Linked DNA regions of Homo sapiens: regions 1 and 2 are each linked to region 3. Evidence: read pairs that join two places in POLR2A ChIA-PET (ENCODE). Cell type or tissue: OCI-LY7. All regions are shown on one strand.

Region 1 (4,000 bases), 280 kb after region 3:
ATTGTACCCCATAAATATATACAATTGTACTTTTTCAATAAATTTCTGAAAAGGAAAGAATGCACAAATAAGCAATTTAGGAATAAAAATGGAAATAGAGCTTTAGATTCAAGACAGAGTTAAAAGATAATAAGACACTTTTAAAAACTACTCCATGCCAATACATTTGAAAACTTAGACAAAATTGACAAATTCCTAGAGAAACAAAACTTTTCAAAGCTGACTTGAGAGTAAGTGGAAGATCCATAGTCCTATACCCATTACAAAAATGGAATCTTCAGTTAAAAAAAAATCTAACTCCCAACAAGATAACAGATCCAGAGAACGTATATCCATATTCTGCCAAGTCAAGGAATAAATCATTCCTGTTTTTGCTATTTCAGAGAAAGGAAACAGTAGTAATATTTCCTAATGCATTCTATGAACACAAGACGTCTTGATACCAAAAGCAAATTAGGACAGGGCAAGAAAGAGAAAGGCCAGTCTTGCTCATTGTGTAGACATAAAAATCCTGAACAAAAATTAAGCAAATGAAATCCAACCATATATAAGTAAGATTAAGACATCATGGGTTTTTCTCAGGAAATGAAGATGTGACTCAACACTAAAAACTCTGTAATTGACCACATTAAAATATCAATGGTAAGAGAAAGGAGACGAGGGGGAGAGAGATCATCTAAATAAATGCAGAAACATTGTTGATAACAATGTAACACTGATTTAAAATAAACATTCAAGAAAACAAGAAATAGAATGGAACTTCTTTCCTGGATGTCCACTCCAAACCTATTATAGGAAACATAATTCTGAACAATGAAACATTCGAAGCATTCCCTTTACACTCAGATACAAGACAAAGGGGCCACTATCATCACTTTAATGAATAAATACTGGAGATCCTAGCCAGTAAGAGAAGGAAAAGTGATGCCAGGTGTGTAAGCATTGGGAGTTATTTACTTCCACTGCACACCATATACTGTAGACTCTTGCCTAGTCATAGTCATGAGTCTAGTCATTCATACATTAGACTCTTGCCCAGTCTTCAAATATACCACATATTATCATAGCTCCACACTTTCATTTATTCTGCTTCCCCTCGCTGGGATGCCTTTCTTCTGTTCCTTCAAGATGTAGCCTAAATGTCAGCTCCTCTGTGAATCCTACTCCATCAAGGCAGAATAAACCAATCCCTTGTTAAAAATCTTCACAAAGATGATGGCGTAGGAGAGGCTTGGGATTCTCCCGAATAGATTGGTGGGCTTGGGGTTCATCTCATTGTCACCATCACCACTTCCACCTTCACTAATTGTTCTGGCCAAAATTTGCTCATCTCTGAAACTTTAAGTCTCTGCTACAAAAATGAGCTATGCAGCATCCTAATATGTAATATGCCCTTCAACCCAGTGTCAGCTGGACATCTGGGGCAGAGGACACATGGAAGTGCCCAGGCAATGTGACATGGGGTGCAAGTCCCAAGATTTGAATCAGTGTGGTCCCTGCTGAGAGCTGAGCAGGTGTTCCTCCCCTAGATTGCTTCACCAGCCACAGGGCTCTGGTTAGGGGACAAGATTGCACCAAATGTTGGCATTAAAAGTTTCCCTTCATCTCCCCTTTTCCTGAAGCTTATCATGACACACATGTTGAAGCCTGTAAGAAAGAGAAGCTTTGATGCATTGAGATGCAGACACAAACAGATCTCCCCAGAGGGGATTTATGACATAGGCAACTCGAACATGTCTCATAGTGGGGAGGGTTTTCCTTCCCATATCTCTCTTCTGTTCCCACAGTGCTTTCCCACCTGTGAAACAAGGGCCTGGACACAACCAGAGGTTGGTTTCCTCCTAGAAAGTTTACCTCTGAAAATTGGTCAGCTAGATGGATGGGGAAAAAGGGAGTAGGTTCAATCATCAGTTTGCATTCCATTTTCCTGCACCAGAGCCCTGAGAAATGATGGTGGATCTTCACAAAGAAAAGCTGACACCTTCAGGGAAAGTGTTCACCTGTAGCCTTAATGGCCTCTTGCCCACAAATCCAGCAGCCAGCTTCCTACATTGTCTTGGGGTCTCCATGTTCCAATTCTGGGAGAGGGAAAGCAATGAGAAGATGTCATTTATCCAAAATAATTTGTAGGGGACTTTTTTTTTTCCATCTAGCCATCAACGAAAATCATTGACAACCTACTTGTAACTGGCATTGTCCTGGACATCATGAAAAAGTTCAAAGAAGGGCATGGCCCTTCCCTTAGCAGGCTCAAGGACTATCTGGGAGGGTTGGCTGGTGTATCAATCAAGGTTCAATCAGGAAAACACCATGTTTTAGGGATAAGAGATTTCACTAGAATTAAACCTCACATAAATGTGGAAGAAGCTAAAGAAGTGAAGACTTGGAAGGCAAAGTTGGAGGATCTAAGAAGAGTCACCAACTAGACCTCCTCATTCACTGGCACGGTAGAAAATCTGAGCTTGCAGGGAAATCTAAGAAACCAAGGGCGGGCAGCCTCCCCTTGAGACCACAAATGGGGGCTTGTGGAGAGGGGTCAGAGAAGCTGTGCCTCAGTCACATCCACCTCTGTGGGTCCCCACTCTGGTGCTGGGCTTTGAACTGCTATTGGTCAGCGGGCCAGCAGTTTGGAAGAAGGGAATGAAAGCTAGCATACCTGGGAGGCCCGGGCAGCTCTGCATCTCTCACCAGACATGGTCACAATGGATTTCTGAGAGTAATGGTCACCACTTTAGCCCTGCCTTCCAAATTTCACATAGATCTCTGTTAGCCAAGTCTAACCTGGGGAAGGGGATTCAAGGAATGGTGCAGCTCCCCAGTTTGACCAAGTTGAGCCAGAACAATCTCGCACTTTGACCCAGAAAAATCTTAAACAGCTGGCAATGGAAAACAGTTATTGAGTGAAGAGCAAGGCTTGAAGAACCCAGGAAAGAAGGCAGACAGGGTTCATGGAAGCTTCATGAAGGAGATGCAGCTTTAACTGGGCCTCAGAGAAAGAATATGATTTAGGTCAATGGGGAGAGGAGAGAATGTGCAAATATCTCCTGCTTAAACACGCTTCTTCCTGTACTTTGATTTTGGCTTAGAAGTGTATAAACCTTTCACAGGACACTAACAGGAACCAGGAGACCCTGAATCTGGGACAGAGACAAATGAAGAGGCTTCATCTCCTAGGTTTTGACTCTGTCCTTGGGAAAGACTGACCCCATCTCCTGCTGCTCAGACACATGGACTCACCCCAAGTGGAGCAACAGGTTTGTCCAACAGCCAAAGCTTTGCACGCCCATTTGTTTCTGTGTATCCTCGGAGACTGTTTGGCATGCCTGCTCAAGAACAAAAGTCCACTTTAAGAAGAATGAATCCCGTCTGGTTGCTTCTTAAGGACAAATTTTAAAATAAAGACAGCTTTTAAAAACAAGTAGAGCTTTGTTCTTCACTGACCTCAGCAAGATGTCTGTCAACACCTTTGCGTGGTTGCCTGGCTTAGCAGGTCTGATTAACAGTGGCACCTCCCACAGAGAGACAAGTGTGGGGAAGGGACGTGGAACTGGTGAGCTTTTGTTGTGATAGGAGGAAAAGGGCCCACCACCCAAGACATTCCAGCCAGGATCAGGGGCTGGGGTGGTGGCCATGTACCTGCCAGGAGGAGGGGCTGCATAAAGGAGGTTGGTGCTCAGAGGGAGCGGAGGTCAGAAAGGGAGGAAGTGGCAGCTGGTGAAGAAATGGGCTCTCCAAAGGTGAACTACAACCCTTGACAAATAAAGTCAGCACTGTTGGGAAGTATCCCAATGCCTCGGAAGCCTTCAGGTTAGAAAGTTCTTCCAGACATCTGTGTGGCTTAGGAGTATAGAAGAGCTTCCTCTTGTTCCTGTCTCCTTCTAAATTGCATCTCCTCATTTGTGGGAAAGTGAGGAGTTTCCCACAGGTGCAAAGAAACATCACAAGATTTCCTCTAAGCTATCTTTTTATTATTTTTAGGTCCTCTCCTGTAGATGGTCAA
Region 2 (4,000 bases), 270 kb after region 3:
TTCTTCCCCCACTCACTTTTCCTCTCCTTGTCCTTCCATTTTTCTTTCTGGATATGTGTCAACTTCACCAGCTAATTTTTTTATTTTTGGCTATCATATATTGGGATGTCTAAATCCCTTTTCTTGTTATGTTTGATTCTTTTCTATAGCATCCTATATTTGTTCCCCGTAAGTAGTTTCTTCTCTCATCTCTCTGAAGTCATTCGTTACATTTATTTTCTTAATTTTATTTTGTACCTATGTTGTCTGTTTCCTGTGGTGTTTTTTCTTTCTGTTTGAATCTCTGTTACTCAGTTAAAGGCTTTATATAGATGCATGGTTAGTCTTGGCTGTCTCTTCATATTTACGAATGAGACCCTAAGAAGAATATTGGATCCATTATAAGAGCAGGGCTTAGAGCCAGACACAGTGGTACATGCCTGTGGTTCCAGCTCAGGAAGCTGAGGCAGGAAAATTGCTTGAGCCCAGGAATTTGAGGCTGTGGTGCACTATGATGGCACTACACTCCAGCCTGGACAACATAGAGAGAATCCAGCTCAAAATAAAATAAATAAATAAAAATTTAAAAATAAAATAAAAAACAAAAGAAAAGCCTGGCTTACAGACATGGCTTTACTGTAGAATGATTTTCACTGAAGCACTAAATGCCAATATTGAAATTATTTCATCTTGGGCCAGTGTTCTGAAAGAGGAGTCTTTTGATCTCATATTTCGGGTTGTAAGCCCAACTATCAGTCTTGGGGGTTGAAGTGAACTGGAGATTCTATAATTTGGGATGTTTATTTTCACTTTATCCCTATTTTTCAGTATCAATTCCATATCCACACCCCTCAACTACACTTGATGTCTCCAAATCCAGAGCTTATTCAGTTCAAAGTGCCCAAAAAGTAAACCTCTCACCTTGTCTCAGAATGAGAAGTATGTGATTGTCTCCTTATATGAGGTGAAAGAAGGAATCTGAAGCCCGAATTCTCCGTAACAACTTGACCTCAGTAGTTCTGTTTTCAGCCCACCTGCGTCCTGACACAATGCTCTGATTCCTGAGTTTTTCCAGAATTCTATGACAAGAAAATTGTGTTTTCTACCCCGTCTCCCACCCCTCTCAAACTTCCATCTAGAGCTTAGGTAGTAGTCATTTCTGGGATTTAAGCCATTTATTTTTCTTCATTTTTCTTTCCAATTTTCAAAGTACCGACTTCTAGCTGCAGAAATTTTCCTCTTTTTCTTTTAATTATTGTGGGTTTATGATGTGTTATTCCTTCACTATCATTTTAATGGGACTTCAGAGGGGAGATAAAATAAATAGTGTGTTCAAACCTGGTTAACTGGAAGTCTGTTCTCACTTATTTTTAATATGCATTATATTAGGTAACTTAACTATATCTGGAACAAAGTGAAAAGAGAGGGAGAGAGAACAGGTGATAAGGGACAAAGAAGAGAGAAAATAGGGGGGAAAGGGAGGAGAGGAGAAAGAAGAAAAATAGACACAGAAATGGCTACAGGCCTGGCCCAGGCCAGCATTGGCATTTACAGGAGACCAGGGTGGTGAGCAGGACCAGCATGGTGAGTGCAGCTGGCCACATCTCACTCACTGCTTTCGTGCTTAAAATAAATAAGACGTCTTATCCTAGATTGGTGGATTAGAAATCTAATTCTCAGTGTTAACATTCTATAGTTAGTTCCAAAATGGAATATTTTTGAGTTAAAACAGTTTGACCCCAGGGCAGTCGAAAATCTGCTCTAGAAGGAAGTAGGCACAAGAGGAAGCACACACAGTGCCATACTATTTCTGGGCTGGGCTGGGCTCACTGAAAGCTTTTCAAGTCTTACTCTGTGACATTTACAGAGAAGTTTCAAGAATGCTTGACAGAACAGGCTTTCAAAGTGTCTTTCTTTTTTCATCTACATTTATGTATAACCAGGGTAGAATTATAGTTCACTACTGACCCAAAAAACATGACACTGGGGGGTGAACTTACTCTATGGGCTCAATCAGGCTGGGCTACCCAGGGAAACAGTATTGAAGAGAGTAAGACGCAGGGAGGGCTGCATCAACATGACTAAGAAGACCTGTCCCTCTACACAGCTAGATCCTGCTAAAATTGCCTTTGCGCTATTTTTAAAATATGGCTGAAGGGAAGCCTCTAAAAACAAAATGTTGTTTTCAAAAAGTCTTTGAGCTGAAATCCGAACAGGAAACCATGAGCTTTCAACAAAGGCATCAGCCATACTAATCTCTGGAGTAACATCCCCAGTTGAGGCTCTCAGGATTCCCACATATGAAGTGCAAAAAAACGTGAGCTCACAATCAAAGATTAAATTCACAAAGAAAAAATTACCATGATTATGTGTTTAAAGAAAGAAAAACAACATGAGAACTCCCCCATACAAGGTCTTCAGATATTAAAATCATTAGACAGATAAACTCTGTAGAAAACTATTTGAAGGCATGAAATATAGAATCATAAACATTTAAAAATTCATCAAAAGACTGTTTAAAATGATGACAGATATTTTAGAAATGAAAAATATATTTGTTGTAAATAAGAAATTGTTAGAGTCCTCACAAAAATAACCAGGAAACCTGGTGTCGACAAAGCAAACTGAGTTTACTCACATTCTTTCCAGTAAGGAAGGATAAGGTCTCAAAAACAGCTTGAGAAACAAAGTCAAAGGGGAATTCTTACAGCACTGGGCCTGTGTTTAAGGTTAGAACTCAGGTGATTTGTGGGTGGGTTTTCAAAAGGAGATAAATAAATATTGGGTGCAACAGTCAAGAGCCAGTGACTTTTAGGTGTTCAGGAGCACAGAGAAGGGTCTTCCCAGCAAGTTGTTTAGTGGAGCATCCTATTGTCTTATCACTCCAGAGCAGGCTGGGCAGTGGAGCTGCTTTGTAAATTTCCACTTGTTGGTTAATTCAATTCTTTTTTCTCAAACTCCTCATGGATTCTTCAGAAGACTGGACAAAGCTAAAATCAGAATTAATTAATTTAAAGATAAATTAAAAAAAAAACCTAGTCAGAATGCAATAAAGAGAGTCAAGGATAGAAAATATGAAAGGATGGAAGCGATGTTAGGAGACTTGCCAGACACCTAACCAAAGTCCCAGGTGAGAAGACAGGGAATCCATGGCCAGGCATGGTGGCTCACTCCTGTAATCCCAGCATTTTGGGAGGCTGAGACAGGAGGATTCCTTGAGCCCAGGAGTTCAAGACCAGCTTGGGCAACCTGGCGAGACGCCATCTCTACAAAAAATTTAAAAATTAGCCAGGTGTGGTGGTGCATGCCCGTAGTCCCAGCTACTCAGGAGACTGAGGTGGGAGGATCATTTGAGCCCAGGAGGCAGAGGCTGCAGTGAGCCGAGAACACACTACTGCACTCCAGCCTTGACAACAGAGTGAGACCCTGTCTCACAAAAAAAAAAAAAAAAAAAAAAAAAAGAAAAGAAAAGAAAAGAAAAGAAAAAAGACAGAGAATACAGATGAGGCAAAATCTGAAGATATGGCTGAGTTTTCCAGAACTGATAAAGGACACAAACCCTAAGATGTAGGAGGCACAATTAACATAGCAAGATATATAATAAAAATTTCACACATAAACACTATGCAAGGAATGAACCAAAGCAACAGTGAACAGAGATCGACAACAAAGAAAAGCAACTGGGCTGACAGACGACCCTTTAGCAGGAGCAATGGGAGCCTAAGGATAGTCAAAGATAGCTTCAGAGTAATGAAAAAATAAATTCACTCTCAATCTTGAATTAAATATTCAACAAAATTACCTTTTAGGGAAAAAGAAAAAATAAAAATGTATTCAAATAATTAAGGAGTGAGAGAATTTACTGCCAGCAAAACTTCACCAAAGTAGCTTCAAAAGTACATAGATCAGGACAAAGGAAGGTAACACCAGAAGAAAGGTCAGAGCAAAAAAGCCATTGAGCAAAACAATTATAAAACATGAGATAAAAGAACATCCAGGAAAGATGTTTCATTCTGTTTCT
Region 3 (4,000 bases):
GAACTTGCACAGGAAGAACGAGCCTGTGGTGGATGCAGGCTCGGGTGGCGTTTGCTGGAGCTCACCAACTTTGGAGATGTCAGGCAGCACCGGGCCTGGGCATGAGCTGGGGTCAGGGAGTTCAGATGCAGAGTATGGCCAACAAAGCTGATGTCCTGCCCCCATCTGGCTATCAGCAGCCGACCTTCACTGCTCCCGGACACACATTCTCACCCCTTTCCCTGCCCTCTCTTTCTTCTTCCTCTCAGGCTTCTCACCTCTTCCTTATCAAGCTTCTTCATCAGGAGTGCACAAAAGGCCTGGTCCTGATGGAGGTGGGAGGCCAGGTGAAAACACACCCTGGCCAGGTGCTTCTGGTTCACACTGAACTTCGAGCACCATGGCTCCGGCCTAAATGGCTGGACACCCCCTGACCCCCACCCCCGGCGTGCAGATTGGTGTCCACAGTTATAATGGAGGCTGGTGCTGGGGATGGTGGGGCAGCTGCCTGGGGTAAGGTGGGTATTTGAAGGCCTGTGAGCATCAGGCCTGCTCTTTCAGGTCACGGGGATAGAGATCAGGACCATCTTTGTGAAGTTGGTGGTCAGCGCAGTGGGGTGTCAGATCGGTCAGTGGGACAAACCAGACAAATTGCGGCTCTTCAAGGCTGTAGATGGAGTGAAACCTCACATTCTGCTGGGAAGTGAGCATGTCCTGCCAGGCAAGACCTGGGCCAACAGAAAGTAGCCGCCAGACAGCTGTGGTCATGCGTTCTTTTACACCAATGAAGAGAGGGATTTCGAGTGACTGATAATTGCTAGATGTTGATGAAGATGAATAACGCTCTTCATCTGGCTATAGGCAACCTCATATTTGAAAAGATTTTCAATGTAAAGGGTCCTTGGCAATAAGCCCTCTCTTTTGCTCACATTTGGTTCTTTGAAACATTTTTTTTTTTAGTGCCCCTGTATGCAAGGCCTGGTGGTAAGCTCTGTGATACATTCACGGCTCCCATTCTGAAGGGGGTTACCCACTCAGGTAGTGAATCTAGTAAGTGAGGGATTTCATTTTTGTCAGGCCCACAAACACAACTAGTGTGCTTAATACAGCATATGTCAGGTATGGCACCGAACGCTTTACATGGTTATATTACAAAGTGCATATGCTGTGCACTATTTTACAGAAGAAACTGAAATTCAGAGAGGTCTAAGCCACATAGCCTGTAATAGATTCGATTCAGACTTTGACTTCAGAGCCTGTGACTTCAAGCCCAATTCAGAAGCTACCAAGTTTAACTAGCATAGAATGGGTAAAACATCATATTGAATTTTAGATTATTTTCTTTGTAAAAAGAAGAGATTTTGATTCTATACAACTTCAGAATATTTGCCAATTTGCAAAGCCAGTGGCACAAATCCGGAGAAATACTTGAATCCTGTCTGGTTTCTGAGGTCTACTGCAATCTGGATGGTAATTGTTTCACCCAGGGGACCTGCCAAGTGGGTGACATATCATTAGTTGCCGCAGGTCTTCTGTTATCAGCCAGTTCTGAGTGCAATTCACCTGATTACGTTGTACCAACAGCAGTTGAGGGAATGTGTCCAGCCAAGTTTGAAGTACATTCAGCGCTGGTGGATGCAAGCTCCATTACCCTTGGCAGTTGTGACTTCCTGTTTTCAAGATAAAAGACTTACACAGATTTATTAGAGAATTTCAGAAGGCTTTGGTGAGGCTATCACATACAGCCCAGAGAGAACACTTAAATAGTTTAATTGCAAATGAATTTGAACCATATGGCTAGTTTTCTTAATATGCACATCAGTTTAAAAGAGGATTACCAGATGATCTATCAAAGATGTTTGATGGTATATATAACCAGAGTATTAAAGAAAGGAAATTTTCAAAATACTTGAAAAAAATGGGGTTGGTTTTTCTAAACCCAAAGATTTGAAAGAGAGACAATTGTGTTTAGAGGGAGGACATTCTCACTTCACTCTGGTTATTACCGAGACAGCGAGCTCCATGTTGTCTAGGGAACAGTTCTTCCTGGGTGGTATTTGGTGACAGTCCTTCTCTTGTCCGTTTGCTACCTGCTGAGAATACTTTTTGTTATATGTAATGCCTACTGGGCAAAGCAGTCATGTGTTTATACCCTGAAGGGAGCCTGTTGGCTCAAATCCCTTGTTTCACATTCATTAGAAGAGGTTGGGAGGTTGGTGGGATGGCCCATGGGGTAAGGAGGAGCTTAAATGAAAGGGGCATCATGGAAAGGGGATGAAACTGGGAATCAGAATGGCTGAACTCTGCCTGGCCCTAAACAGCTATGTGACTGTCTGTCAGCTACTACTTCCCCTCTGTGAGCCACAGTTTTCTCATGGGGGTGATGAATCTATCCTACTTACCTTGGAGCTGTTCTAAGGACAGCTAGATGAACTATGTGAGAGCTTGCTGCAGAGCGAAACATTCCATAAAATAGGGGGATTGCAAGAGCCAGCCTCAGCCCTGTCCCCAAAGCTGTTCAGTGGGCCTGGTCTCATTCTAGGTTGGACAGCAAGGCCAGAGCCTGGAAGGGGGAAGCGTGTGCAATGAGCAGAAAGCTGTTGTCCCTGCTGTTGGGGTGTGTGGCTCATGTTTAGTGAACCTGGCATGGTGCAGGACAGAGCCACCGGCAGACACTGCAGGCAACAAGCTTGTGCCATCTGTGACCAGGCTCCTTGTCCTTGGAACTTCACTCCTGACTCCTCAGGGACCCCGACCCTCAGGAAATTTCAAAGACCTTTTAAAAAATTTTTATTGCAGCTTATTACGGTTGAGTGTCAGGGATTGCCGAGTCAGAATTGGTTTGTCCTGGAACAGAGAACTGCCATCCTCCCCAGGGCCCAGCAGGGACACTGTGACCCCCAGTATCAGTTTCCATCCCCAGACACACGGCTGGGAAGGTCTCAGGACTGGAGCAGAGTTCAGGGCAGAGGATGCTGTCTCTGCTCAATGATTTATGTTCCAGCTGACTCACATAAGACCAGTGTGTGTGTTCTCAGTAGATCTGCTCATTTTACTGGACTATACTTTTGGACTAAAAACAAAAAAAAAAAAACCTTTAAAACAATTACTACTTTGATTATTGGGGAAAGTATTTGTTGAACATACCATGGTGTTCTCTTAGTAGCCTATAGGAATGGGGTGCCCAGTGACTGGTTGGGTAGCTCCAGCTAATCTACAAGTGGATATTCCTTTTGGTTAGATTCAGGACGTTGGAACCAGGTGTCTGCCATTTCAGCATCTCCAAAGGCTATTGATTTATGTGTTCTTGAAGGGCATGCTGAATTGTGATATTAGATTTTGTTTTTATGTCTTAGTGTTGAAATGTTAGCCTAGCTGGGAATTTTCCAATCTAATAAAATTAGTCAGAATTGGTGATGGGGTTAATGTATATATGGAGGAAGAATGCTTGGGAACTAACTGCCTTACACAATTAAAGAGGTGCTCCTTAGCCTAACTGGATCCCCAAATGAGGGCTTACAATGTGGTTAGTGGCATATTCTAAAAGAGGGCAAGGTGGTAGTCACATGATCCATAACCCTTGTTTCCAAACATACCAGCTCTTATTTGATATACAAGCAAAATTTTAAACACTAAGTATTGATCACCAGAATACACTGCTTTGGGAAAGTTTATAGTGAGGGCATTTCTTGAGATTAACTGGCTTAGCAAGAGATTTCTCAAAACTGATTAATGTAGCAAGTAAAAAAAACAACAGACACAGAGGATAGCAGCGATGGTGTAGCATGGCCAGGCTTTGTCTGGAGGAGCAAGGCTTAGACATGGAAGAAAAATTAGGACCCAAAATAGAAATCAGTTAATGATTCATTGTAAAGGCAAGGAAAGCCCGTCTTTTCAACATTACAGTGAAAAAGCTTTCTGGAGGAGAGTTATAAATAGCACATAATGTCTCTCTGCTATATTTTTATACTGACCTTTAGCTCTTTCCTGAGAATATATAGTTTTGGCCTAAAGGGGACAA

What was found. Peaks named below come from ENCODE experiments on the same cell type or tissue, not always from the same donor. Only the 100,000 strongest peaks of a DNase experiment are listed, where the experiment ranks them.
Region 1: POLR2A ChIA-PET joins it to region 3 with 7 read pairs; 2 of 35 experiments call an interaction of 5 or more read pairs at or near these places.
Region 2: POLR2A ChIA-PET joins it to region 3 with 6 read pairs; 2 of 35 experiments call an interaction of 5 or more read pairs at or near these places.

The regions. Positions count from the first base shown.
Region 1 is chr6:159,487,267-159,491,266 of GRCh38, forward strand. No RefSeq gene overlaps it. Among named protein-coding and RNA genes, the nearest start is that of LINC02529, 110 kb to the left of the region's middle. In OCI-LY7, no CTCF peak of the experiment used is centred here; no DNase peak of the experiment used is centred here.
Region 2 is chr6:159,481,673-159,485,672 of GRCh38, forward strand. No RefSeq gene overlaps it. Among named protein-coding and RNA genes, the nearest start is that of LINC02529, 100 kb to the left of the region's middle. In OCI-LY7, no CTCF peak of the experiment used is centred here; a DNase peak (open chromatin) is centred at 1,789; H3K4me3 peaks cover 770 bases; H3K27ac peaks cover 780 bases.
Region 3 is chr6:159,210,642-159,214,641 of GRCh38, forward strand. The region is part of intron 4 of FNDC1 (fibronectin type III domain containing 1); the gene reads left to right. Among named protein-coding and RNA genes, the nearest start is that of FNDC1-IT1, 28 kb to the right of the region's middle. In OCI-LY7, no CTCF peak of the experiment used is centred here; DNase peaks (open chromatin) are centred at 1,630 and 2,560; H3K4me3 peaks cover 287 bases; H3K27ac peaks cover 1,518 bases.